Linked DNA regions of Mus musculus: region 1 is linked to region 2. A link is a loop called in an ENCODE intact Hi-C map of the cell type or tissue named here. Cell type or tissue: heart. All regions are shown on one strand. Each heading gives the region's core, and the rest is flanking DNA. Links, peaks and the distances in the headings are about the cores only.

The links. A loop is a pair of places that touch in the nucleus more often than their neighbours do. Peaks named below come from ENCODE experiments on the same cell type or tissue, not always from the same donor. Only the 100,000 strongest peaks of a DNase experiment are listed, where the experiment ranks them.
Region 1: it touches region 2 in a loop (2.5-fold over the local background); 11 of 42 quality-filtered maps call a loop at or near these places.

Annotation. Positions count from the first base shown.
Region 1 is chr6:86,539,264-86,551,437 of GRCm38, reverse strand. All of the region lies in intron 3 of 1600020E01Rik (RIKEN cDNA 1600020E01 gene), which reads right to left. Among named protein-coding and RNA genes, the nearest start is that of Gm38676, 17 kb to the right of the region's middle. In heart, for the core only: a CTCF peak has its summit at 6,026; no DNase peak of the experiment used is centred there.
Region 2 is chr6:86,593,808-86,605,981 of GRCm38, reverse strand. It overlaps Gm46963, which reads right to left and starts at 1,561. Exons shown (of 4, transcript XM_017321863.1): 1 at 837-1,561. The coding sequence starts at 1,121. In heart, for the core only: no CTCF peak of the experiment used is centred there; DNase peaks (open chromatin) are centred at 5,701 and 6,591; H3K27ac peaks cover 1,157 bases.

The DNA of each region.
Region 1 (12,174 bases), core at 4,495-6,994, 55 kb after region 2:
AGCCATGTCTCTAGACCCCTGGTTACTGTTTCAAATACAATATTCTTTTTTTTCCTTTTCTTGAGACAGTTTCTCTGTGTAGCCCTACCTATCCTAGAACTTGTTCTGAAGACCAGGCTGGCCTCCAGCTCGGAGAGATCTGCCTGCCTCTGCCTCCTGAGTGCTGGGATTAAGTACCCCCACCATCTGGAAATTTCCCAATTTTAAGGAATACTCCCATCCTGACTCTTTGTCACGTTTTGTCACGTCAGACTCTCTGCCTGTCCCAAGCGGCGAATAAGCAGCTCTGACTCCCTCAGAATCCTCTAGGGCTCAGCACTTACTCTGGAGTCACTGACTCAGCCTCGCCTGCTCCTCTTCAAGCCTTGTTTTCTCCCAAGCCACAGCCAAAGCTCTTAACTGCTGAGCCATCTCCAGTCCCCTAACATCTCAAGCAGAGACGTAACATCACAGTCTTCTCAGGCTGATGCAGTCACCATGGGTACAGCAAAAGGGACAGAATGGACAGGACAACCTTTTTTCTAAAAAGTAACAAAGAAAAATCCAGACAACACAATAGCACACAACTCTCTAATCCCAGCATGTGGAAAGTAGAGACAAGCAAATCTCTGTGGCCTAATCTACTTAGGAAGTCCAGGGCCAGCCAGGACTGCACAGTGAGACCCTGTCTGAAAACAAAAGAAGACTGGATGCACAGACGGAGCCAACTAGAGGTGACTGCACCAGCACACATCACTCAGTGCTCCCTGACCACTATAAGCATTTTAAACAGCATTTAACCTAAGGAATTAGAAAACCAAGGCATAAGGCAGGGGCAACAAAGAAGGCAAATGTCTAGACTACTGAAGGTCAGTTCCAGTGCGTGCCTAGTGATCAGACCAGGAAGGGGAAGACAGCATGTCTAGTTGCTGCTGGGCTTCCATATCAGAGGATGGGGTACCAGAGAAGGAGCGCACTGTGCTTACTATGAATGCAAGATACCTGGGCTGGTGATGCAGTTCAGCGATAGAGCACTTGCCTAGCATGTGTGAGCACCTAAATTCAATCCCCAGCACTGAAAACAGAGAGAGAGAGACAGAGACAGAGACAGAGACAGAAAGAGAAACAGAGAGAGACAGAGAGACACAATAACCACCATTAAGTTCTCCCTGTGAACAACTGGAGACTGTAAATCACCCACGTGTAGGTGGTAACTGAAGCTGGCTGAAGGCTGAGATCAATAAACTCAGAAGAGAAAGCCAACATTTAAATCACAGTGAGCATCATCTAGAACAGAGAAACACTTTCTTGTCTCTCAATAGGAAAGTAGCTAAATAAAACACAGCACTATCCATTTTATGAAATGCTACACAGTGGCCACAAAGAATGAAATGACTATTTACTAACATGGGATACTGCCAAGGCCCAATTTTTGTTGTTTTATTTCGTTTTGTTTTTGAGACAGAGTCTAACCTGAAGCTTGCTACGATATAGATCAGACAGGCCTTGAACTTACAGATCTCCCTGTCTCTACCTTCCTGAGTGCTTGGACAAAAAAATGTACTCCACAGGGCTGGAGAGATGGCTCAGTGGTTAAGAGCACCTGAATTCTCTTCCAGGGGTCCTGAGTTCAATTCCCAGCAACCACATGGTGGCTCACAGCCATCTGTACTGAGATCTGATGCCCTCTTCTGGTGTGTCTGAAGACAGCCACAGTGTACTCATGTTAAGTAAATAAATAAATCTTTAAAAAAAATGTACTCCACAATAGTGGCTAAAGGCCCATTCTTGAGACAAAGTATCAGAATGGTATATAACATGTCATTTGTGGAGATAAACTTTAAAGACATAAAATAACTTTTAAGTGTTTTCTGGGTTTACACATTCCAAGGACACATTCTCTCCAGGGAACAGGAATAAGAGAAGGAGTCAGAAATTGCTACATTCCATATAAATTACTAACTACCAATCATCCTGGTGTTTGTGGTGCTAGGGATCAAGTGCTTCACCACTGAGCTACACTCTGTCCCCAAAGAGAATGAGCCAGGGAACAAGGCTACCCTCTCACCCAACATGGCCTTCATGGTTAAATATGGCTTTGCACCTGCCCACATCTGAACATATTAACATAGCCTCCCAATGCCATACTTTCTCCTGAACCTCTGTGCCCAGGCTTGTCTTGGATCTTTAACTGGGACCACTGAATGTGGAAGACAAAGGAAGACATGCCAGCATGCAGAACAAAAGCAGCTGCCATTGTTCCAGCAGAAATCCTAAAGGGAGGATGGTTCTATGCTGCTAAGAAATGAGCCTGGGGCAACCTAGTGAGGTCATGGGGTGAGCCAGTCTCACTAGACAGAGTTAAATGAAGAGTTATGTCCTGGTGAGACGTTTATGGTGAAGGGCAAGGACAGCAAAGCAGCAGAGAGAGGCCAGAGACTCAGACAGAAAGGAGGTGAGGAGGTATTATGGGGAGACAAGAAGCTGAGATAAAACCTTTTGCAGTAGCCAGGTGATGGTGGCACATGCCTTTAATCCCAGCACTCAGGAGGGAGGTGGATCTCTGTGAATTGGAGGCTAGCCTGGTCTGCAGAGAAACCCTGTCTCAAAAACAATAAAAAAAAACAAGAAGCTGGAGAGATAGCTCAGTGGTTAAGAACATTGACTGCTTTTCCAGAGTTTCTGAGTTCAATTCCCAGCAACCACATGGTGGCTCACAACCATCTGTAATGAAATCAGATGCCCTCTTCTGGTGTGTCTGAAGACAGCTACAGAGGAAAGAAAGGAAAGAAAGGAAGGAAGGAAAGAAAGGAAGGAAGGAAAGGAAGGAAGAAAGGAAGGAAGGAAGGAAGGAAGGAAGGAAGGAAGGAAGGAACGAACGAACGAAGGAACGAAGGAAGGGAAGAAAGAAAGAAAGAGAGAAAGAAAGAAAGAAAGAAAGAAAGAAAGAAAGAAAGAAAGAAAGAAAGACAAAAAACCCCAAACACCTTTTTTGTAATAAAGCATGATGGTATACACCTGTAATCCTAATACTAAAGGCTGAGGCAGGAAAATCAGGAATTCAAGGCGAGTCTGGGCTGGCTACAGTAGCTAAACCTGGGGTAGGGTGTTGGGGGTGGGAGACGTCCTCCTCTGGAAAGCAAGGCTGCGGTTGTGCAGCCCTCTGGCGACTGCACTCTTAACTTTCAGCTTCCTGAGCAAACATACTTGGTTGTTTTCCTGGTTACCCAAAGCAATGACACTGCTCAGTCCTTACCCAACAGCTGATTCACTACCACTTCTCAAACCACAGGCTCACTTACCAGCTGGCTCTAAGAAAAAACAAGTCGGTGTGAACTGTCAAAGTCCTCTTGGACCTGACCTTAGCCAGGAGAGCAGGTTTCATTTCAAAACTGAAAGGACTGAAGGACTGGGGAAATCCAAAGCGCGCAAAGACCAGGAACAGGTGGTTCCCATCAGAAGAGTCCCCAGCTGGAACGCAAACAGAAACTAGACCACTGATAAGACACGGTTTACAGTGTCTGTCTCCAAGCTCTGGCAGCTGATTAGGTTGTCAACTATTTACAGCAGGGCATAAACACACTTATCCCACTCCAGTCTACTCAATAACTCTTTTCTCCAAAGCTGAAGCAACTTTCTGGATTTATTGAGTTTGAGAATTACAGGGAGGATCCAATAACTGGGACATCAGGGCAAAGGGATCCAGAATCCTTCAAATGGGCCACATTTTGAGTATAAAGAGTTATTACTACCTCTTCCTGATTCCCCATTAATGGGTGGCAAAATTCCTGTCTCAGTAAAAACTTTTCAGTTTATTCCTAGTGACCATTTGCTGTGAAGTGACAATACCAGAGGACAGCTCAGCAGGAGTTGGGTTATATGCCTGAGGTTCCACTGTGGCTAGCTGTGACTCAAGACATGTCACTGCACTTTTCTGGGTTCAGTTTCAGTTTCCTCACCCGTAACATAAGAAGACTGGGAAACATCTGTACCAAGAAAAGTTTTAAGTTCTTAATTCAAGGCTACTTTTTAAAAAAGCACACCTCAGGGCTGAAGAGATGGCTCAGTGGTTAAGAGCACTGACTGTTCCCCCAGAGGTCCTGAGTTCAATTCCCAGCTCACAATCATCTGTAATGGAATCTGATGCCCTCTTCTGGTGTGTTGAAAGACAGGGACAGTGTATTTACATACATAAAATAAATCTGTTTTTTTTTAAGGCATACCTTACCACTCTATGAAAAAATTCAAGGCATAAATAAAATTCACAAGCTCCTAGCCATAATAGGCTGCTGCTTACAAAGGACTGAGGAAGGGCCAGTTTAGGCCACTGGCACATGCTGCATCACTAGGAACCCAGACGCCAGAAAGCTACTCTATAGACTGTGATCAATAGTAAAGAATACTGAACGCGGTGAAGACACTACTCACACAGGGCCCAAGTATGGTGAGATATGCAGATAATCCCAATACTTAGCAGGCTAAAGCAGAAAGATGTAAGCTCTGAGGTCAGATTACATAAGGAAGACTCTGTGCAGACCAAAAGATAGACACACACAAAGAAAAAGACATCAATAGCCCATGTTCACTACAGCACTGACAGCAACTGCATACTGCAAGCCAGGGCTCTCTGGTGGAATGCTTACCTAGCATCCATGAGGACCTGGGTCCTATCCCCAGCTCAAAGAGAAAGAAACAACATTGTTTTTAAAAGGAGAAAAGGAAAGAAAGTGGAACAGTCAGAGGGGGAACAAGGAAGAAAATGTAAACTATACTACAGAATACTTTTCAGTCAATTAAAAAAAAAAAAAAACGGTTTTAGCCGGGCGTGGTGGCGCACGCCTTTAATCCCAGCACTCGGGAGGCAGAGGCAGGCGGATTTCTGAGTTCGAGGCCAGCCTGGTCTACAGAGTGAGTTCCAGGACAGCCAGGGCTATACAGAGAAACCCTGTCTCAAAACAAAACAAAACAAAACCCCCCCAAAAAAAGGTTTTAAATCTGTCATTTGCAAGAGCATGACTGCAACAGGGGATCATTACATTAAATGATACAAGCTAGGATGAGAGTAAAGGCACTGTACAGTCTCCCCACACATGGAAGTAAGAAACAATAACCTCATAACAGCAAGAATGAAATGGTGGTCTGCAGCCAGAGAGAGAAAGAAATGAGAGGTGGAGAGGTTACAATTAGGAATACAGTTTTGGGGGCTGGAAAGATGGCTCAGCAGTTAAGAGCACTGACCGCTCTTCCAGAAGTCCTGAGTTCAAATCCCAGCAACCACATGGTGACTCACAACCATCTGTAATGAGTTCAGATGCCGTCTTTTGGTGTATCTGAAGACAGCTACAGTGTTCTCACATATAATAAATAAATAAAAATTTTTATAAAGGAATACAGTTTGGGCTATATTATATAAATAGAAAGACTACAAAGAGTGATAATATGCCCTATATTCTAGAAGCTAGAAGAGTTTGAAATTTTTCACACTACAAAGAAAAGATTAATGTCTGAGGAGATTGTGCTATTCAACCCAATTTGAACACAAGTATACACAATATGTGAAAACATCACATTGTCCTCCAGAAATTCACTTGCTTTCTGCTTTTTAGTTTAAATATTATTTTTTAAAATGTATTTTTCCATTAATGTATTTACTCACTTTATATCCCAATCACTGTCACCCCCCACTCCTGGTCCCTACCCCCAGTTCCTAAAATTTATTATTTATTGGGGGGGTGTGCTATGCCATGTATCAAAAGACAGTCTGTGGGAGTTGGTTCTCCTGCCACCCTCTAAGGCCCATGGATCCCTCTCTAAGCTACTTTGCCAGCCCTCCATTTAAGTGTTAATTTACACTCTTGGCCCTCTCCTATGAAAACCACTCAAAGAAATTTTCAAGTTAGTATTTAAAGCTAGACGCCAAGAATGACAACGCATATAAGGAGTACATCTCAGCATCCTTAACATCTTTCAGTGAAGATACCTGTGACTTCAGACAGCCATTAAACGGCAGTCCCTGCTGCCCAGGTCTTTGAGTTGCTCATCACCTAGTGGCGTAGTGAAGTAAATGCAGTTTGCCAAGAGCCCAAGTAACTTCCAGCCATTTTGTGACTTTCTCAAACCCACAGCAGAGTCTTCACTACAATCCCCCAGCTTCTGTGAGATGGAAGAGGCTCCACCTCCATTCATTTTCCAAGCTGAGGACTTCATACCCTAAGATTCATTCTCCACGGTGGAAAAGGCTTTGCACTTAAATAATGATAAGAAGTGACACACATTTGTTTAGCTGTGGCTGCAAAGTTCTTAGAGGTGAGAGAGCTAAAGCTGCCTGTGAAAGATGAACTAATACTGTGGGCTTCCAGGCTAGCCTAAAACTAATGAGACATCTCAACTAAATTTCAAGTCAAAACAAAAAACAGAGCCTGACGTCACAGTGATCCCATGTACTTAGTAGCTAAGACAAGACTGTAGAGTCTAGGCAGCAGAACCAACCATGTCTCAAAAAAAAAAAGAGAAATATTTTGCCAATGAGAAAAATATTATAAGGAAATAAATCAGACATGATGATACATGCCTATATTCCCAGTACTAGGGAGGCTGAGGCAGAAGGACCAGGAATTCCAAGCTAGCTTGAGCTACAGAGCTAAACCATCTCAAAATAAAAATGAGTTGGGGAGGTAGTAAAGTAATGCCCTCTGCCCTCAGTAGAAGCCTGGAACAGAACCAGGCAGGCATCTGTCAGGGGAAAGTGGAAACTCTGTAAAGGACAGCAGTCAGGAAAGGAAACCATTTAAACACTTCCAAGGTTCTTTCGACTCTAAAATATCATCATCCTGAACTTAAAAGTCACTGACAACACTGAAGACTCTCTCTCTCCTGCTTTATTCAGGTCCCCCAAACAATATAACCCAGCGGCTAGGGGCACAGATGGGACACTACCATCTGAGCAAATGTGAACACATTATTGAACTCTGCCTTCCTCAGCTTTGTTATCTGCAGATGTTACTTAGCATCACTACTCTCCTAAGTTTACTATAAAGATATATAGGATATTAGTCAAGTACTTAAAACAGTGCTGCACACACAGAAGGATATAAGACCAACAGTTTGAAAAGACAAGAAAAGGAAGGGGGTGGGGACGTGCTTGCTTTACTTGTCCTTACTGAAACCTCAGCCAAAGTGTCCCTGGCTGTTACTGACCAGAGTCTGAGCTCCCTTGGCAATAAGCCTCAAAAAAGAGCCAGAGCTGCCTTGCTCATAGGGTGCTCATTCTTTGTTCTGAAAGTTGGCATCTCCAATGCCTTGAAACATCAGACCGCCTTTGACTTTACAAGTGTCTTGCTCCAATCCCAGGTGCTAAGTAGTGCTACCCTCCTATTAATGCTTAGTCAGCATTCAAAAGGACCTCAGAGACCCTCTAAACCCAGCACTTTGTTTACTACATAAGAGCAAGAAGGCTAAAAGTGAAGTCCTAGGTGTAAGTTGGGACAAAGTCGAGCACAGTTGTTGTAGGTTTTTATTCCTAGTGACCAAAATCTTCCCATTTTTCAGGAAAAGAAAAACGGTGTTTTTAACCCACTGAGCCATCTTTCCAGTCCCTTACTGCCTCCTATACCACAGAAGTATGCAACATACTTTCTGAGTTTTTTGGATTAGGGGATGCTAAACTGGTTGAAAGAAAGGAAGTGGGGAGAGTGGAGAAAGAAAAGAAACCTTGCAAATGTTGAAAAAAAGTAAGAAATAAAAAATATTTTTAGTCCTTAGTATCTCAGTCAGATGTGGGGTATTCAACCAGCACTGCACGTGTACACCTATACACGTGCATAGGGCAGCAGGGTACAGAGGCTAAGAGCAGGGACTCTGGAGCCAGACTACTTTGCTCAAATCCCAGATCTATCACTACTAACTATGTGGCTGTAGTGAGCCTCCTAACCCTCTTCACACACTATAAAACAAGAGTGACTACTCACAGGTTTATGGATTAAATAAGACAAATGCATGTGAAATCCACATCAGAGTTCTCTGTGCATACTGATTGCTTCTCAACATTACTAGCTTCATCTGAACAGCCTAAAAGCTGAAGAGATGACGCTCAGTGGTTAAAGGGACTTGTTCTTCTAGAGGATCTGAGTTCAGTTCCAGCAGCCACATGGGTGACTCACAACTGCCTACAACCCATCTCTAGGGGGACCCAACACCTACTTCTGGCCTCCATGTGCACACACGCGCGCGCGCGCGCGCGCACACACACACATGCCTAAGAGGTACATAAGAACAACAACAATGACGCCTTTAATCCCAGCACTTAGGAGGCAGAGGCAGGCGGATTTCTGAGTTCGAGGGCAGCCTAGTCTACAGAGTGAGTTCCAGGACAGCCAGAACTACACAGAAAACCCTGTCTCGAGAAAAAAAAGAACAACAATGGTAAACATAACAAGAGACGAGGTCCTACTTCTAGTCTAAAGAACACTATAACACTAAGATACAGGTCTTACTCAGTGCCTGCTTCTGGTTCAGGAACACCCAGCCCTTCAGTCACCACGCACACCAAGCACCCTTTCATTTTTCTTTACATCTTGAGAAGAACCTGCTCAGAACAGAGACACAGGCAGAGCAAGATGCTTAAAATCATACAGGAGGGTCAGGAGGACAGAACCCATGCACATTCGAAACAGCAGACTCATTAAATTCAGCAAGATACAGCTCTATGGTATAGTCTCTCACATCCTCAAAAGTGATACAGCAAAGCCGGGCGTGGTGGCACACGCCTTTAATCCCAGCACTTGGGAGGCAGAGGCAGGCGGATTTCTAAGTTCGAGGCCAGCCTGGTCTACAGAGTGAGTTCCAGGACAGCCAGGGCTACATAGAGAAACCCTGTCTTGAAAAACCAAAAAAAAAAAAAAAAAAAAGTGATACAGCAGAATGGTTAACAGCAAAAGCTCTTACGTCTAACTGTCTAGGACAAACTTCAGTCCATCCTCTGTATGCTGTGTGACATATACAAATGGATTTACCTTTCTCTGGGCTATACTTATTGGTCTGTTAAGAACTACACTGTAATTATGACAGACATTTGGGAAGTACATCCTATTTATTAAATACTATGTCAAGCACTGTACCTGGCCATGTAATTCATTCTATAGAACTGCCCAAGGCCCCACAGTTACTGGTAACGTTGAACTGTCTGTTTAAGAGACCTGCTACCAGCGCCTGTGTGCCCCCCACACCTTCCATGTCTTCACCTACTCCGCCTCTCCAAGTACCAACAAGAGCAACTCCATAAAGTGCTCAGCACAGGGTCTGGTCAACATTTCTGTGACAAAAGCTAGCATTACACCTGTCATTCTGATCACACCCTCACTAAAGGAAAGGAATAGTTTGATCTTCTGTTGCTGTGACCAAACATAGGTGGAAAGAGTTTATTAAACTTCTACTTCCAGGTCATGGTCCATCATTTAGGGGAATTCAGGGCAGACACTCAAGCAAGAGCTAAAGAAGACACTATAGAGGAATGTACGTACTCATTCACTTATTCATGCTAGTTTTCTTTCCTTTTCTTGAGTCCTGTACCTGCATATACACCTGCGGGCCAGAAGAGGGCATCAAGATCCCAGTATAAATGGTTATGAGCCACCATGTAGTTGCTGGGAATTGAACTCAAGATCTCTAGAAGAGGAGCCACTGTGCTCTTAACCAATAAGGCATCTCTCCAGCCCTCACCTAGTTTTCTTATACAGCTTAGGCCCACCTCTGTCCATACTGGGCAGAGCCCTTTCCCATCAATTAAGACACTCTCTCACAGACACAGGCTAATCTGACTGAGGCAATTCTTCAACTGAGATAACTGAGGTACCCTCATCCCAGAGGATTCTAGTTTGTGTCAAATTGACAATAAAAATTAACCAGGATACCTACCTGGATGTCAGCTCCCTGAGCAGTTTGGATTTGATTCTAGTACTTCCATTTCTTCATTTTCACTATAAAGGTTTACTAGCATACAGAGAAAGGAAAGTATTTATTAAAAATATCTAGTCCAGGAACTGGAAAATGGTTGAGTGGTTCAGAACTGCTATGTAAGTAGGAGGACCTGAGCTTAGATCCCAGTCCCTGTGTAACAAGGATAAAGACCTGTAAATCCTGACTTTGCAGGAAAGAGATAGGAAGATCTCACTGGTGCTAGGTGACTGCCATCCTAGCTAAAAAGAGCTACAGGTTCAGGAAGAGACATTGTCACAAAGAAATATGGTAGAGAATGATAAAAGAAGATAAGGAAAGCCTTCCTCTAGTCTGTATACACATATGCACAGGTGCACATACTCCATGCACACATGCACACACACCCCTCCCACCCCATCTCATGGGCATACACACACAAACACACACACAGAGACAGAGGGGGGAAGGGGAGGCACCAGGTAGGCATGTTGAAGCATAGGTAACTCAGCACTCAGGAAACTAAGGCAAAAGATGGAACCTTCAAGGCAATCTAGATTACACAACCAACTGTTTTGAAAAACTGAGGCCATTCAGATAGCCCAGTACATAAAAGCACTTGCTGTGAAGACTGACCACGGAGCTTGACTCCTAGGACCCACATGGTAGATGGATATAAACTATTCCTACAAGTTATGCTCTGACCTCCACAAATCCTGTGGCACCATGTGTACTATATGGCACATATGTATGCATACACATAAAAATAAACATTTAAAAACAGCCAGGCAGTGGTGGTACACACCTTTAATCCTAGCACTTGGGAGGCAGAGGCAGGTGAATTTCTGAGTTTGAGGCCAGCCTGGTCTACAGAGTGAGTTCCAGGACAGCCAGGGCTACAACGAGAAACCATGTCTCAAAAAAAAAGTTTTAAAAACAAAATATAGTAAACTGGATATGGTGGTACAAAGCACTTGGAAGGTTGATGCAAGAGGATCAGGCATCTATGGTGTTCTTTAGCTATCTAATGCCAGCCTAGGCTAAGTGAGACCCAGTTAGCCTCAAAACAAATACACCAACAAGCCTTTTTGTTAACTCTCATAATATATACTTATACTTACTTACATTCTTACAATTTTTCCAAAACCAGAGATATATATTTTCTAACACTCATATAATTTCTATCCTCTTCCTCTTTTTATTTTCCTGTTATCAGAATTTATATAGTCATCATTTAATCCTCACAAGAGTAGTATCATTTGCCATAGGCATAGAATCTGACACTCTGAGAGACTCAACACTGCAACAGCAAGTACATAAGCAGCCATGACTACTAGAGCAGAACTGGTCTCAATTGTTGAGCCATCTCTCCAGCCCGAGCGTGTGCTCTTGAATGTGAAGACCAGAGAGTGACATCACTTCAACAGGCATAGTGGCACATGCCTTTAATCCCATCACTCATGAGAAAGAGGTATATAAATTTAAGGCCAGTCTAGTCAGTGTATTGAGTTCCAAGCTAACTAAGACTGCACAGCAAGATCCTGCTTCAGATAGATAGATAGATAGATAGATAGATAGATAGATAGATAGATAGATAGAAGCCTTCCTCACTTATTTACTGAACAGGGTCTCTTAATGCTCAACTTAGCTCATATACCTAGCCAGCTTGCCTCAGGGATCCCATCTCTACCTCCCTTGCCCTTGGATTATAGAATGGCTACCACAACCCCTTCCTCTGGAATGTATGTTGTTCTAGGGATCCAAACCCCTGGCCTCTGCTTACTGGGATGTCTCTTCAGCCCTAATAATAGGATCCGCTAAAAAAAAAAAAAAAAAAAAAAAAAAAAAAAAAAAAGTTCTTAAAAAGGTCCTAATAGGGGAAACAAGAGAGGATGGCAGGATGTAAGTGACACGAAAGAAGACAGGGCCACTGAGGAAGTCCTGGGTGAGTACAGAACAGAGTTGGGCAAAGGGAAAAAGTGTTTTAAATATCATAACTTCACACCTATAAACCCAGCATTAGGAAAGCAGAAGCAGGAAGATCCACAGTTTGAGGCCAGCCTGGTGTGTGTGTGCGTGGGGTGGGGGGGGGGTGAAACTCTGTCTCAGAATAAGTAAATGAATGAATAAAAAAAGAAGAAAGAAAGGTGATTAATAAAAGAACTGGGCCAGGAGGTGGTGGCACTCAGGAAGCAGAGGCAGACAGATATCAAGCCAGCCTGATCTACAGAGTGAGTTCCATGATAGCCAGGGCTACACAGAGTA
Region 2 (12,174 bases), core at 4,288-6,787:
GGTCTGGATTTGATTTTTTTTTAAACATATAAAGAGTTGCCGGTATAGCTCGGTTGGCAGAGTACTTGCCTAGCACGAACAAGCCCAGGGTTCCACAACTAGCAGCTCACACATTGGTCATCGGGGTACATGCCTGTCATGCACTCTAGAGACCAGCTTCCTGTTGAATCATCTGGAATTGTGGAGTTGTTACACAGGAGCAAGCTCTGGAACCTAGGACAGGATCAGCAGGCACAGGGCTTTGTATGGATAGAAGCTGGCAGACATGGCCTTTGCTTGCTCTCTGCAGTCTCTTAGTGACAGTCTGGTGACGCTGTCCATCTGTGAACTGTGCCTCCCACAGTCCCCCAACCCAGGCCTAGAGATACACATACTGGCAGTTCTCCACCGAGAGCCCAAAGGGATTGTCACAATCCCCACCCACCCACAGGGTTCCTTTTCCTGCGAGCTCAACCTGCCCTGTCCTCCCCCTGCCAGTCCTCGCCCAGGTCAGCACCCCATGAATCATAGCGGGCTCCTTCCCTCCCTCCCACACATGGGCGCCACCTTCTCCCCAGCTGGGCCTCCTCCTGTACACCTGCACCCAGACGGGACCGCCCATTGATGTCCCTGCTTCCTGCTGTGAGCACCTCCAGCTCTTGGGTTTTTAATTTTGTATGAGTAACAGTGACCTAGATAGGTGTGTGAAGTCTCCATTCTGACTCAGTGGGTCTGGCCCAGTTGAGCAGGTGGGTTTTGTGATAAATGACCCAGGTAATTCTGGTACATCTGTCATGGCCTCCTCCTCTAGTCATTACTAACAACAACAAAACAATTAGCATGCTTCGTGAACTTACCAGCTCCAATCCTGGAGTCTTCTTGAGAAGCCTGAGGCAGGAGCAACCATCTGCTCCCATTTCACAGTTTTGGAAACTGAGGCAGAAGCCATCCAGGATAGCAGGGGTCAAAGAGACCCCACTACACCTTTGGCAACACTGTAGGAAAGAATGGCAGTGTAGGAGTGAGTCTGTCCCCCAAAAGCCACGTAACTCAGAGAGGAAATCGTGGATGGGAGATGATAAAGTGGACGCTTGTATGAAAACTGACTGAGGTTTTCTCAGGGCCCGTGACATCGTGTTCATGAGCTCTCAATAGACAAGACCCTTTAGGGGCTGGAGAGATGGTTCACTGCTTAAGATTGTGTATTACTCCACGGGAAGACCTGAGTTTGGTTCCCAGAACCCATGTCAGGTGACTCACAATAGTCTGTAACCACCTCCAGAGAATACACACACACACACACACACACACACACACTCACACACACACACACACACACACTCACTCTGAGATTGCTCAGTGGTTAGAGCACTAGTCCTCCTTCCCAAGGACCTAGGCTCAGTTCCCAGCATCCACAGGGTATCTCGCAGACATCTGTAATTCCAGCCCCAGAAAATCTAACATCCTCTTCTGACGTCTGTAGGCAATGCACACATGTGGTTCACAGATGTAGGCAAAGCACATATACACATAAAATTAAAGTATTCTTTGGGGGCTGGAAAGATGGCTCAGTGGTTGAAAGCACTGGGTGTTCTTCCAGAGGTCCTGAGTTCAATTCCCAGCAACCACATGGTGGCTCACAACCATCTGTAACAGGGTTCCAATGCCCTCTTCAGAAGACAGCAACAGTGTACTCACATACATGAAATAAATAAATAAATCTTAAAAATAAAATAAACATATTCTTTTTAAAAAATTAAAAAAAAAAAAAAAAGGATGGGCCGACAAGATGGTTGAGTGGATAGACTTGCTACCCATCGATGTAAGCTGCATGAACTGAGTCTGAATCCACATAAAGGCAGGAGAAAACCACTACACAGAGCTGACCTTTCACCTCCACATGCATGCTATGGCATACACACACACACACACACACTAATAGTAATAGCAAATAATAATTTAAAAAATTTAATTGTCACCGGGCGTGGTGGTGCAGGCCTTTAATCCAGCATTCGGGAGGCAGAGACAGGCAAATTTCTGAGTTCGAGGCCAGCCTGGTCTACAGAGTGAGTTCCAGGAAAGCCAGGACTACACAGAGAAACCCTGTCTCGAAAAAAAAAAACAACAACAAAAAAATTTAAATGTCAAGGACTGGGGATGTGGCTCAGTTGGTAGAGAGCTTTTGTAGCATGACAGACACTCTGGGTTCCAACACAGGAGCCAGGAATGGTGGCTCGTGCCTCTGATACCACCAGCTCATGAGAGGAATCCGAGGCTAGCTTGATCCACATAGAAAGTTCCAGGCTGGGGCTGGTGAGATGGCTCAGTGGGTAAGAGCACCCGACTGCTCTTCCGAAGGTCAGGAGTTCAAATCCCAGCAACCACATGGTGGCTCACAACCATCCAATCACGAGATCTGACTCCCTCTTCTGGAGTGTCTGAAGACAGCTACAATGTACTTACATATAATAAATAAATAAATAAATAAATAAATAAATAAATAAATAAATCTTTAAAAAAAAAAAAGAACGTTCCAGGCTAGTCAGAATTATGTGTTAAAACCCTGTCTGTGACAGACAGAGAGACAGACAGACAGACAGGCAGGCAGGCAGGCAAACTGACAAACAGACAGACAGAATGAATGAAAGAACGTGAATCTTCCAAAGAAACTAAAAGAAAGCTGTGAAGTATTGGCAACTGGGAAGTGCTTTCTGACAACAACTAAAGAACAAACAGAGAAAAGATCCCAGATCCAGCTCACAGGAAATCCTATCAGGAGGCCAGGCAGGGACAGAGTCAGTCAAACCCCAGCACAGGAAGGCTTGGTCACGGTCGAGCACATAAGCAGGGATGTCTGTGACAGTGGCAGGGCCTCTGAGCAGCAGGGCTGACCTCCTTCCCTCTCCCCTTCTTTTCTTTCTTCTCTTCTTTCTTCTTCTTCTTCTTCTTCTTCTTCTTCTTCTTCTTCTTCTTCTTCTTCTTCTTCTTCTTCCTCTTCTTTTTCTTTTTCCTCCTCCTCCTCCTCCTCCTCCTCCTCCTCCTCCTCCTCCTCCTCCTCCTCCTCCTCCTCTTCTTCTTCTTCTTCTTCTTCTTCTTCTTCTTCTTCTTCTTCTTCTTCTTCTTCTTCTTCTTCCTCCCTCTCTCTCTCTCTCTCTCTCTCTCTCTCTCTCTCTCTCCTTTCTTCCTTGCTTCTTTCCTTCCTTTCTTTTTGTGACAGGGTCTAACTATGACACCATGCCTGGCCCAGAACTCACTACTCACTATGTAAGCAGACTGACCTCAAACTCACAGAGATTCACCCGCCTCTACTTCTAAGTTCTGGAATTGAAGGCCTGCACTACTGAGCCTGGTTTGCAGGACTAGCTTCAGGCTGGGGACAATGACTGAGCCACTAGGAGGCCAATGATGGTGACAATGGCTGACAAGAGGCCAGTGATGGTGAGGGGCTTTCCCCCAAGAGCAGGGTGGCCTCAGCACAGGAAGGCAGTCTGACCCCTCCAAATCCAATCCCTAGTTGGTGCATTTGGTGGGCAGGATCCGAAGAACCCAGCTGGGATCACCTGCACTCCCAGGTCCTGGCACTCCAGCTTAGCAATCTGAGCTGAAGTTCATCCCCAAAGAGCAACTGAAACGATATTTAAAAAAAAAAAAATGTGTGGTGAGGCCCACGGTACCTGTCAGCCCTGAAATACACACAGAGGGCCCAGCTGTGGGGACAGACAACACAGGGGCCAACCAGAGAGACCTAGAAGGAACCCAGGGAGATGTGGAGATATAAGGCCTGTGTCCAATCAGAGGAGAAGAAGACATTTTAATCACAGGTGATGCTGATGTTCACAGCTCAACACCACACAGCATGAGTCCAAATGCACACATGGCCTTTGCCTATGATCCCAGCACTTGGAAGTAGAGGCAGGAAAATCAGGAGTTCAAGGTCATCCTCAGTTACATTATAACCTCCAGGCCAGCCTTGGCGACCTGAAATGCTATCTTAAAACAAACAAACAAAAAAAGCAATCACTAAAGTATTAGGACCTAGTTTGGGTCACTATATAATTCAATAACAGAAAGGCCATCCAGAGTTAGACAGGAGCCATCTTGGTCTTAGCCACGTCTCAGCTACTTATCCCACCGGGAGCTTGTGCCCACCCAGCTCAAAGGGGATTACCACACCCTTTCAGTCCCAGGGTGCCTCACTGAAGTCCCCAGACTGGCCACCGTCCTCCATCTGTTTAACCCTTTCCCAGGTCAGAACCCCTGAGTCACTGCAGCCCCTTCCCTCTGCTCCTCCAAAGTATGACCCCACCCCCCAAACCCCTGGCAACTGCCCCACTGGCCTCCCAGCTACCAACCACCGCCAGCCCAGGGTCTTGGAGAGCCTGCGTAGATGACCTGGGTCATGCAGACATTTTAGATTTCTGAATGTCTTTTTCACAATTAATGAAATTAAATGACAAATAATAATCTAGGATGAAATATTGGTGACATGAAAGGTAATAAATTGCTAATCTGAAAAATAACTCCAAACTCTCTTAAAAATGAATGCATAACATGAAATTTAAAAAGGTAAAAGAGCTCACAGACAGGGGCCGGAGAGACAGCTCAGCAGTCAATGGTGCACACTGCTCTTTCAAAGGACCCAAGTTCAATTCCCAGCACCTACATTAGGCAGCTTGTGGCCACCTATAACTCCAGCCCCAGAGATCCAACACCCTCTTCTAGCTTCCACAGGTACCTGTGCATACTACACACACACACACACACACACACACACACACACACACTACAAATAAATCATTGAAAAAGCTCACAAATGAAATGAGACAATACTACAGGTGCTACATAAGCATCCTGACAGTGGCGTGTGCACTGACTGTAAGTACAAGCAGCACAGCACAGCAGGGCAGCAGGGACCTGTGGTGTAAAAGCATGTGTGAGAGCCAGGCCTGGTGCACACCTTTGAGCCCAGCACTCAGGAGGCAGAGGCAGGTCGATCTCCGTGAGTTCGAGGCCAGCTTAGTCTACATAGAGAGTTCCAGGACAACCAAAGCTACACAGTGAAACCCTGTCTTGAAGGAAGGAAGGCAGAAAAGAAGGGAGGGAGTCGGGAGGGAGGGAGGGAAGGAAGGAGGAAGGAAGAAAACAAGAGAAAAAGAAAGAACAAAAGAAAGAAAGAGAGAGAATATAAGTAAGTGTGGGCCACTGAGGTGGCTCAGGGGTAAAGGTTTGCCACCAAGCCTGATGATTCAACTCCAGTTGTTCAGCTAACAACACATAGTTCTGGCAAGTGTCCTTAGTGTAAGTTTTATTTCCTTAATTGTGACCCCTGACTTACCATCTTTGGGGGGTTCCCTGTGGCTCTGAGCATCGCACTCTTTCTATGGGGCACATGGGATGTGTATTCTGCTGCTCTTTAATTTTCTGTTTAGTTTTTCTTCATTGCTGGGCATTGAACTCAGGGCCTTGGCAGGCTAGGCAAGCACCCTGCCAGTTGAGATACCTCCCTGCCCTGCTAGGTGACTTCTTAAGCTTAATCTTGTCTCTGACACTCACTAGACTGAGTAAGTCTCGGTTTCTGTTTGCTCCCCTCAGTGCCTAGAACAGAGCCTGTTCTCAGCAAACAGCCCAAAAAAGAACACCTCACTCTGAGACCACACCCTTGCAGGCTGGCCAAGCTGGGCTGGCTGGCCTCATGGCTTTGGCATCCGGCCAGCTCTCGGTCAGGCTTTCGGCTGGCTGTGTGTTGTGGTCTCCTGTCAGTCTAGTCTGTGAGGGTGCGTGGTTATCGTTGCTGAGTGACAGAGTCATGTTTAGAGCACAGGTTTCTGCTCCACTCTTGGAGGGAAGCCAGTCTTAGGGCATCCCATAAGTAATGAGCCAGTAAGTGTTTCCTCTTATTTCTGATACACGGTGGGCATTGGTCCAACAGACACACCCACTCCTGCCTCCCTCACCTCAACTGTTGGAGGCTTCCTTCCACAAACACTCCTTCATCTAACCCATGGCATGCTCAGAACAGGCCAGCCCCACCAGCTCCTCCTGCCCTGAGCAATCAAATGAGCTTACAAGTTAAACTAATCTGCTAGATGCTGGTTCTCAAAGAAACCCTGGAGGAGCCACAACCTGTCTTCTACTCAAATCTAACAGGCAAAGCCTCACGTTTTCCTTAGTCCTGGAGATGAGTGTTCACTCACCCTCTGTAGAAAAAACAATATAGACGCTCTCTGATTTCTGTTACAGGTGGTGCACATCTGTACTCTTGGCACTGAGGAGGTAGAGACAGGGCTGGCGAAGTGGCTCAACAGGTAAAGGAGCTTGCCACCAAAACGGACAACCTGAGTTCAGTCCCAGGGACCCACACCATGGGAAAAGAGAACCGACCCTACCAGACCTCAGACTACATACACACTAAGGCATGCACATGTCCCACACATGCACACACTAAGTAAACAAATGTAATTTTAAAAATTTAGAACTGTCTCCTAATATTGCTAAATGATTCCTGCTGGGGGTGGGGAGACAGTCACTGACAGTCTTATGACAGCCATGCAGAGGCCATCATCCTTGACAAATGCCTCTGGCCAGCTCTGATACTGATCATCGTGCCTCATCGGTGCCCCTAGTGGCTGAATGTGGCACTGCAAGTGGGAACACCAAGCTAGAAGCTCCGCTTCTCCAAGAAGTTGGGTTTTTTCTCATCCAGCAGGAGAAATAATTAAAAGCGCACTGGGCTGTGGTAGTGGAGGCATCTTCACCCTTGGGATACCAAAACTGCCAATGAAACAGGAGACCATGGCAGACTGTGCCAGCAGCCTTACTAAGAGGGCATGAGAGACCCGTGTATCCAGTTGTAGAAGCCTAGAGAGAAGTCAGAGCTGGGGCCCTGGCACCACTGGGGCGCATATACCCAGGGTTGTTAGAAAATCACACTGCCCTGTCAAGAAGTGATACATTCGCCATGTTGCACTGTGCAGTGAACCCTGCCTGGGCCAGTGCAGTGCTGGGTGTGTGCCTCTGGGCACAACCCAAGTGTTGAGGATCCATGGAAGGTGTACTGTGACCAGTCACCACCAGACATGTGACCCAGGGGGAATTATCACCGCCTGTGACTCAGTCCCTTCATTTGGGAAATGGGAGTGATAAGAGGGCCTGATTGGGCTGGGACAAGATGTACGTGACTTACCAGATGTCAACAGTCATGTCATCTGTGCTCAACAAATGCTAGCTAGTCACATGCCCATTGTGTCCTTAAAGCTGAAACCTGGAAACTTAAATGCTGATTGGCTAAATACCTGTGGCATTTCAGCCTATGGAATGCTGGGCAGCACTGAACCACATCTGCTTAGCCAAGTAGGACCTACTTAATAAGTAATGAGAAAAGTTTCTATTGTGTAATAGAAAATATATGTAGATAAGTATACGTAGACTTAGAACTTATTTGGTATTTTTATTGATTGTTCATTATTATTTATTTTCTTCTTAAGGTGGGGTCTTGTGTAGCCTAGGTTGACCTCAGAATTTCTGGGTAACCAAAGATGAGTTGCACTTATCATCCCCCTGCCTCCACCTCCCAAGTGCTAGGATTACGGAAGTACACCATCATACCTGGCTCATGTGATACAGGGATTGAATTCAGGGTCTCACGCATGCTAGGCAGGTGCTCTACCAACTGGGCCACACCCCCTGCCCCCTCATGGGTATTTTTTCCCTTTCTTTTTATTTTTACTTACTTATGTTTCATATTTTATTTTATTTTTGAGATTATAATTTGATTACATCATTTCCCCTTTCTTTTCCTCCCTGCAACCCCCTCATATACCCCTCCTCACTCTCTTACTCTCGTTCTAATTCATGGCCTCTTTTTTCATTGCTTGTTACATGTTTGTATACACACACAACATATAGATGCCTAGCTCCCACTCCCTCACCCCACAAGCATGTGGGTGTCCCAGAGTGCACAGTCTCCAGCAAGACTAAGCAATAACCATTGAACTTCCTCTTGGTCTGTGACCACCCTTTGCCCCCTTCCACACCAAGGCAGCGGTCCTCTCTGATGGATATTGCCCTGCCCAACAGCCATTTCACCCCTGTGGTCTGTTGCTGGCGCTTCTGCTGGCTTCAGCCCCGAGCAGTGCTGTGGGGCCATGCAGTGTGGCCCCATGGATAGATCTGAATTTACAAATGGCTGTCAGCCTGATCATTCCCACTGGGCAGGTGGTGGCTCTGGTTAGCTCGTGTGCCCGGAAACTTTTTCCCCATGGCTCTCTCCATCCTTTACATAAAAAGATTGCCAAGGGCTGTCCGTGAATGCTCACAGGTGTGGCTTGCATAGCCTGCCACCAGCCTGAGGGCAAAGATGCATGGCTATTTACTTACGCACCTATTTATTCGTTATTTAGACAGGCTTTCAAGTAGCCCGAAATGGCCTCACACTAGCTATGTGGCAGAGGATGGCCTTAAACTCATGATCCCTGCCTCCATCCCTGAGTACTAGGGTTACTGGTGTGTACCACCAGTCTCAGCTATAATTGATTTCTTTTTGACAGTTAATATTACGTTGCATGTGCGTGTGTGTGTGTGCCAGGAGTAGACCCTCTGCTTTTACCTCGTGAGCCATGGGGATGGGAAGCAGGCTGTCAGGGTTAGCAGTATGTGCCTCTTCCCTCTCAGCCATCTCTCTGCCCCCAAAGTAGCATTTCCAGGACACCTACCTTTTAAACTGAAACTCACCTCCGTGGCTTGTTCTATTCATATCCTGCTCTTAAAAGTAAACACTGGCCAGGCAGTGGTGGCGCATGCCTTTAATCCCAGCACTCGGGAGGCAGAGGCAGGCAGATTTCTGAGTTCGAGGCCAGCCTGGTCTACAAAGTGAGTTCCAGGACAGCCAGGGTTGTACAGAGAAACCCTGTCTCAAAAAAACAAAAAACAAAAAACAAAAACAAAAAAGTAAACACTGTATTTTCTCTCCAAATCCTCCAGGGTCAGAGATGTTGCTAGGATGAGGCCAGCTTCTCTCTTTCATTAACACAGAACTCTGAGGCTACAGAGTGTGGTGGGCACACCTTCAATCTCAGCGGCTGGGAGACAGAGGCGGCTCTTTCTCAGTCTGAGGTCAGACTGATCTACAAAGCCTTCAGAAAATATCTGCTCAGGTAGACAATCCAAAACTAATGAAGGAGGAAGTTAGTACTACAGCCCTGTGTCCCCTCTCTCTAGACATGATGATTGTTGATAATTCTTGGAGAATTCTAGAAGTATTCTATGCAGATAATGCATATTTATTTATATACATAACTTTTTTACTGTTTTATTTTGAAATGGGGGTCTTGCTGTATATTTCAAGCTGACCTTAAACTTGTGATTCCCTCTTTCACAATCTCCCAAATGTTGGGATTACAGACATGTGCTCCGGTGAATGACTTTATGTATAAAGTTCTTAAAGATAGGAATGACCCTGAAAACATACATAACAACACCAGGCAGATTGAACTATATTATATAGTTATATATATTATATATATTATATATTCTGAAGCCAGCAACGGACTCTCGGGAGGGCTGAGATGCCTGTTGGGCAGGGCAATATCCAGCAAAAATGGCCGCTGCCTTGCCGTGGAAGGGGGCAAAGGAAGGTCACAGACCAAGAGGAAGGGAACAGTTCAATGGTCCCTGCTTAGCCTTGCCCACTATCACATAGAGACACTTACCCGGGGACACCCACATGCTCGTGGAGTGAGGGTGTGGCAGCTAGGCGGCACCTGGGACCACACATGGATGAACTCTGACCACAAGGGAAGTGTGGGAGAATTCAGGTGTGTGCGCAGCCACCCCTGAGCCATTCGGTGATTCAGAGCCCTCAGACAGGCAATAGAGGGTGGGGGAAGACGGGGGAAGGGCACGGGGACCCGCATGTGCAAAGGCCTGGAGCTGAAAGCAAGTTTGGGGAGTGGTAGATGGTGCCACTGGCTGAACAACACGTGAGGAATGTGGACTCTGTCCCATGGGTGGTGGCAAAGCGAGGAGACGGCCAGGCAGGGAAATGAGATGGCAGCGTTGACCAGGAAGACCTTCTCTACCACACCCGCACCGTTCAGCTGACACCCACCCAGCCCGGATGAGAGCCTATCCCCTCAGCCAACACCCGACACCCCAGGCTCAGCTCTCAGCCAATGCATTCAGGGGTTCCAAGCACTTCTAACACCCCTCACCCCCCACCTCAGTGATATTTCTCAGTAACCTGTGTTATCCCCTCCTTTTCTGCTGCATCCTGAGTGCCAGAGGTCAAGGTGTATTCTATGCTGCTCCATAGCATAGTACCTGTCTTGATAATCACTCGGTGCCCACTTAATGAGAAACAGAATGTGAGGGTTTAGCTCATGTGGTTTCCCACTGAAGATGTAGAGTCTAGATTGGAAACGGGCAGCCAGGAGACCTGAGGCGAAGTCGAGAACTTGTGACGGCTGAGCTGAGGTGGTGGGGCTGCTGGAGAGCAGGGAGGGACAGGGAAGCATTTCAGAGACAGCACGAGCAGGTCCCAGAGAGTTGAGGATGCCAGGTTAGAAGGGGGCTCATGGGCTGCTGGCTTCCGGAGCCAAATGGATGAGGGGACTAAGAAAAGCTATTCTGGAAGGGAGGCAGCACTTGAGAGGTGAAGGAATCAGCTTAGGCCTGCTGACGGGACAGTAGGACAGTAAGACAGTAGGACAACCTGGACTCTGCATCCCAGGTGGAACCATGAACTGCACTTGGAGACAGACGCCCAGAGAGACAGGACTCGGCAGCTGACAGCCTGCGGGTGATGGTTAAAGGCCCAGAGAGGTGACAATAGCCCAGGGAGACGAGAAGGTGAAACTGAAAAGAAGCCAACCCACAAGGGTGAGAGAAAATCAGAGGTCAGAGAGGAAGGGAAGACACCCAAGGAAGCTCGGGCTGCGAGAGTAGCTTCAGGAACTAACGTGTCCCCTGGCGCGCAAGAAATGAGTGCCTGTGAGTCTCTTTTCTCATTAGTGTGAGAAAATGCCTGAAAAAGGTAACTTACGGAGGACAGTTTGTTTTTCCTGGCTCACAGTTTGGGGGTTCAGTCTGTCACCGCAGAGGCGTGGCAGAGGAGTGGGAGGCAGCTGGTCACATGACATCCTCAGTCCGGAAGCAGAGAGAAGCAGATGCCAGTGCTCAGCCTTCCTCCTTAGTCAGTCCACGCCCACAGCCACGCCCACAGGGTGGGTTGTCCTTCTTCAGGTAAGCCTCTCTGGAAATATCCTCATAGGCACATCCAGAGGTTCCCAGAGTGATTCTAAGCCCAGTCAAGTTAACCATCACATTCTTCCCGTGTGTGCAGAGAAAACTCGGGCTCAGGAGGTTGACCAAAGCAGCGAGGACTTCAGTGATCCTTAAAACGATGCGCTCTGGTGTCCCCAAGACTCTCCCACGGGTCCAAGAAACCAAGACCATCTTCATAGCAACACCGAAGCTTTCTTCAGTGTCCCCTTTGAGGGCAGAGTGAAGTGGCAGCGGTGGCAGCGACATGAGGAAAGGGTTGGAGAGAATGAGAGAAGGGGAGAAGGAAGATTGAAAGGAGGAAATATCACAAATGGAAAGCTACTACAAAGCTATTGTAATCAGCGAGCAGAGGATAGATAACTCCACCCAACAGCACATCAGAGACTAAAGGAATAGTATAGAGTACCCCCAGATAGACCCATGACGCTACAGTCAGGGGTTTGTGACCAGGGCACCAAATAGCACAAGGCAGACAACTGGATACAGACCACTGGGTAGGCAGAAGTAGGTAATGCAGCTAGATCTGAACCTCACAGTACACACACACACACACACACACACACACACACACTCACACACTCACACACACTCACACACACACACACACACACTCACGCACACACACACTCACACACACACACTCACACACACACACACTCACACACACACATACACTCACACTCACACACACACACACACATACACACACTCACACACACACACACTCACACACATACACACACTCACACACACACACACACACACACACTCACACACACACACATACACACACACACACACTCACACACACACACATATACACACACATACACACACACACACACACACACACTGGCTAGGATGAATATGGGACCTGGGGGCTAGAGAAGCTGCTCCATGGTTATAGCGCTTGAA